Linked DNA regions of Homo sapiens: region 2 is linked to region 1. A link is an interaction called in ENCODE POLR2A ChIA-PET data of the cell type or tissue named here. Cell type or tissue: Panc1. All regions are shown on one strand.

What was found. Peaks named below come from ENCODE experiments on the same cell type or tissue, not always from the same donor. Only the 100,000 strongest peaks of a DNase experiment are listed, where the experiment ranks them.
Region 2: POLR2A ChIA-PET joins it to region 1 with 10 read pairs; 9 of 35 experiments call an interaction of 5 or more read pairs at or near these places.

The regions. Positions count from the first base shown.
Region 1 is chr4:128,360,025-128,362,524 of GRCh38, forward strand. No RefSeq gene overlaps it. Among named protein-coding and RNA genes, the nearest start is that of LINC02615, 67 kb to the right of the region's middle. In Panc1, no CTCF peak of the experiment used is centred here; no DNase peak of the experiment used is centred here.
Region 2 is chr4:128,812,048-128,814,547 of GRCh38, forward strand. The region is part of intron 1 of JADE1 (jade family PHD finger 1); the gene reads left to right. Among named protein-coding and RNA genes, the nearest start is that of JADE1, 3.6 kb to the left of the region's middle. RefSeq lists a silencer at 1-465 and enhancers at 909-1,490, 1,491-2,072. In Panc1, no CTCF peak of the experiment used is centred here; no DNase peak of the experiment used is centred here; H3K4me3 peaks cover 1,473 bases; H3K27ac peaks cover 1,998 bases.

The DNA.
Region 1 (2,500 bases):
CTATTTTATTTAAACAAATAGTTCTATTGCAAAAATTTGAAAACCAAGTTTAGGAAGAGAGATAGTTTAACTGACCTCTACCACTAAGATTTTGTGCTTTTGATAATTATATCGTTTGTCAGATAATTAGAGGGTAAATGTGTTCGGTAAAGACATTTATGGACGCAACGTAATGCTACATTTTTGTTCGTTTCTTGATCTATTCAGGCTTGTTCTGTTGTAAGCAGGTTATTTATACTTGCTTTCTCTCCAGCACCAAAAACCATGACTGGCATATAGTCTATGCTTAATTAATATTTGTTCAATGGGCCGGGTGCAGTGGCTCAAACCTGTAACCACAGCACTTTGGGAGGCCGAGGCAGGTAGATCACCTGAGGTCAGGAGTTGGAGACCAGCCTGGCTAACATAGTGAAACCCCGTTTCTACTAAAAATATAAAAAATTAGCCGGATGTGGTGGCACTAAAGCGCCTATAATTCCAGCTACTCGGGAGGCTGAGGCAGGAGAATCACTTGAACCTGGGAGGTGGAGGTTGTGGTGAGCCGAGATCACGCCATTGCACTCCAGCTTCGGCAACAAGAGCGAAACTCTGCCTCAAAAAAAAAAAAATTGTTAAATGGAATCAAATTGGCATGTTCACCCTTTTCTCATTTCTTCACATGCCTTGCTCCTTATTCAAATATCTGCGTAGGCCTTCCCTGACCATCCAAACTAAAATAACCTTTTTTCTATTATCTCTCACATTCTCTCTCTTTTACCTGGCACTATTTTGTTGTTGTTATTCAGAGCACTCGTCATTATCTGAAAGATGATTTATTTGTTCATATGTTTGTTAAAAGTGTATGGTCTGTCTCCTACTAACAGTAAGCTCCTTGAGGACATTGACATTGTCTTGTTGAATCTGTCTTGTGGGTTCTAGGGAATGGTATCTCATATCTGAAAGTTTATATGAAATATGTGTTGAAAGAATGAGTGAATGAAGACATGGTCGCCTATACTTTGAAGATAGAGGTAAGTTAACTTCAGAAATCTTCACTTAAACATCTTTCAATTCACAATTTGCATATTTGGAAATAAAAGATGTGATTATTTTTTCAGTTAGAGCATTGCATTTATAAATTTCTTTTTGCCTTTCACTGATGTAAGAAAATTATTTCTTATTTTAATCTCAAATAGTGATCCTGCGGCTGGTAACCCTGTAGGAATATTTTTGAAAGAAAAAGGATAAATTCTGTGAAACTCTGAGCTCTAAGAAAGATGATAACTGCATTTGAGATAGTTGTATTGTCATGATTAATTAGTGTTATACAAAAGTGAGAGACTCACACAGCCCTGTCAGTGTCATGGGAATCACAGTGCCTCCTACCATGTTAATAGGAACCAGATCCAGTTAAGCAAATTAAAATAATTTAAAATATTATGCATGTGGGCATCCCACAGTATGACAACTGGCCCATTTCTCAGGGCCAACCTCATCTATACACAGAGAAAGACTCAAAATTGTCATGTTATCTGTGTATGTGTATGTGATTAAGGTGTTACAAGAATATCTGCTGTTACATTTTTTTGTGTGCATATAGGCAGCAGAGTGGCACAATGCAAGAGTGCTGGGCCCCAACAATATTTTATGCACAAAGGCAAATTAAAAAAAAACAAAAAACCTCATCATGACTCAGTTGTGCAAGATTTCAGAGAGGGTGATTTAGGGCAGCTCAGTCTGGAGCTCTATGTTTTCCTGGTGGCATTTAAGGCTTAAGAGCTGGATAGAGGTTTCCAAGTAGTTACTGAGTGTGGTGGGCAGAATAATGGCCCCCCAGAGATGTCGTATCCAAATCCTTAGAACCTGTGAATATGTTAGGTTACGTGGCAAAGGGGATTTAAGGTTCAGATAAAGTCAATGTTGCTAATCAGCTGACCTTGAGATTGGGAAGTTATCCTGGATTGTCTGGGTGTGCCCAGTGTAATCACAATGGTCTTTAAAAGTGAAAGAGGGAGGCAGAAGAAAGTGTGATAGTATAGGGATGTAAAGAAGACTCAACCAGCCCTTGCTGGTTTTGAAGCTGGAAGAGGGTCGTGAGCCAAGGAATAAGGGCAGCCTCTAAAAAGCTGGAAAAGATCAGAAAATGGTTCTCACCTACAGTCTCCAGAAAGGAACACCGTCTGGCCAACACCTTGATCTTAGCCCAGTGAGACTCATTTCTACCTTCTGACTTCCAGAAGTTTAAGGTAATCAACTTTTGTTGTTTTAAGCCACTGAGTTAATGGCAATTTGTTACAACAGCCATAGCAAGCTAGTATACCGAGTCTCATTCTTACCCTTATGAGACCTTCCACAATTTCATCCCATCCAACCCACCCAGCAATGTCTTCTGCTTGGGTCAGATCAGTTTCCTCCCTCCTTCCAGATACATTATGCTCATTCCCACCTCCTAGTTGTTCTCCCTTCTGTGGGTTTCTCTGTTGGGAAAGAATTTCTCCCTCCTGCTAGTATAAATCTGTGT
Region 2 (2,500 bases), 450 kb after region 1:
AGGGAGCGTTTGATTTGCAACTGGGGCCGAGCGGATTGGTGCAGCTGGCGGCGGCGGGGCGGGAGGAGCTGCCGCGGCGGGGGGTGGCCACTTTCAAATGGAGAGGGCGGCGGCGGCGGGGACGCCGCTGCGGAGGGAGCGGGGCTTGGTTGCGCCACGAGAAGGTGTCATCACTGCACCGGGGCTAATTCCGGCGGAGGTGCCGGGAGTTACTTTCCCCTCCTCCCGCGCTGTTGTTTCTGTCGCCTCGGGAGGAGGAGGAGGAGGAGGATTGGGAGAGAGGGAGGGGTCGGCGCCGCGCGGAACCGCGGCCCTGCGCATTCCCCGGCGGGCGGCGGGAGCCGCGCGGAGCGTTCGCCGCTGCGGGGCGGCGGCCGAGCTCCCCCACAACCCCGGGGTGCCCCCCTTGCTGGGATCCTTAGCCTTCTCACGTCCCCTCTCACTCCGCCACCCTCCCACTAGAGCTCCTTATTCTCGAGTCCTCAACCCCGGCTTGGCGCGTCCCGGGTCTCCCCTCGCCCCAGGATTCCTCCCGCGCCAGGCTCCGCTGGCCCCAGGTTTCCCACCCCAAGCGGGTGGGGGCGGCCGCAGTCCCGGCGCCGGTGAATGCTGAGAGCAAACAAAAAAGCGGGCGATTTAAACATGCCTTCGAAACCCGTTAGGAATGCGTCGTCATCCGGAGACCGTTTAAAAGGAGCTTTAGCTTGCCTTCTAGTAACGAGAGGGCTGGCGCCCTGCCTTACTTCGGCAGGGGCGAGGGGCTGTCGCCCTCTATTTGCCCCGGCCAAGAGGGAATTTAAATTTTCTTTTGTAAAATGACAGCTGCAGTGAATGACCTGAGACAGCTACGTTTTTAGGAAAGTAGGAGAGGATCTGAGGTTTCCATTAATGGGAATGCTTAGGGGGTTCTTTCCCAAAGGTTTTTTATTAGGTGAACTATTTTTCCTTTTTATAATACCCGCCATGAAGGCTAGCTCTCTTGCTACTTGTAGCTCAAGGCTAATACCTTTCAAAGCTAATGAACTAGTTTTAAGATAGAGGGAAATTATTTCCCTGAAAGCTGATTTAGGTAGTGACTCCCCAGTGGTTACAGATTTTATAGTAAGTTGCATTTTGATCATATCACAACTGATCAAGATTTAATCACAGGTGGAGAAAGGTGGAGAAAGGAAGCATTCAATATGTCCATACTTGCATTGAGTCAACACTTTTGATGTAATAATTTGTTGTAGGTGGGCAACATACGTGGGGGGAGTTAAATGGGATGTTTTGTGAGTAACACTCTTAGCAAGTACATGCAACCCAGAATTTTTATTGTCCTTTTATCCCAAAGATCTTAGTCTCATTTACTTACGGTCACTTTTTTTTTTTTTTTTTTTTGTTCCTTGAGACAGAGTCTTTCGCTCTGTCACCCAGGCTGGAGTGCAGTGGCATGATCTTAGCTCACTGCAACCTCCGCCTCCTGGGTTCAAGCGATTCTCCTGCCTCAGCCCCCTGAGTAGCTGGGACTACAGGCGCGTGCCACCACGGCTGGCTAATTTTTTTTTGTATTTTTAGTAGAGACGGGGTTTCACCATATTAGCCAGGCTGGTCTCGAACTCCTGACCTCGTGATCCGCCCGCCCCGGCCTCTCAAAGTGCTGGGATTACAGGCGTGAGCCACCACGCCCAGCCTGCTTACGGTCACTTGTAAATCAGATGACTTTCTGCTTGGTATTTTGCTGTCTTCTTCAAAGTTTGGATACTTCTATAAGTGTCTTTTACTTGGCATTGTCATTTTAATGTGTAGAATAAATATAATTTTAAGCTGTTTAAGTGTTAGGTTTCCTGCTATTTCCTTTGGTCCCTATTTAGCAGAGATAATGGGAGTGTCTGAAAGTAAGGTAGAACTTGAACTTGATTCCACCTTTAAGAGTACAGACTGCTTACTAGTAAAAGTTGGGTTGGCTGCACATATATTTTAGCTTTAACAAAGGTAGATATGTGTTCATTTAAAAGAAAAAAAAAAAACCCACCTTCTTAGTTCTCCCCGCTTCACTTGACTGGTTTTCTGCCTGTAAACCAGTGCTGTGCTTATATTAGTTATCCAGGTTGAAAGAGTAGCTATACAGGGACAGCAATGAAAAGTATGTGTGTCTGGGTGAAACTAGAGGGAGAAAACCTATTGGAGTTTGAGGAAATGTGTTTTGTTGCTTAGCCTAGGGGGTTGGAGAAGAAAGATGACCTAAAAAACAAACTTGGAGGACTAGGTGAGAGTAAAAGCAGATTTCCATTGCGTCTTACGTATAGTAGGCACGTGACCGATATTAATTTTTGACTTTAGCTGTTAAAAAGTTATTACACAAGTAGTGTTACATGTACGTTTTTGAAAATTAGAAAATACAAGGAAACAAATATAAAAACAAATTGCTACCATCCATAGATGACTACTGTATTACTTTTCAGATAATTTTCTATGCATGTGCATGTGTGTTTTAATAAAAATGAGATACATGAATATA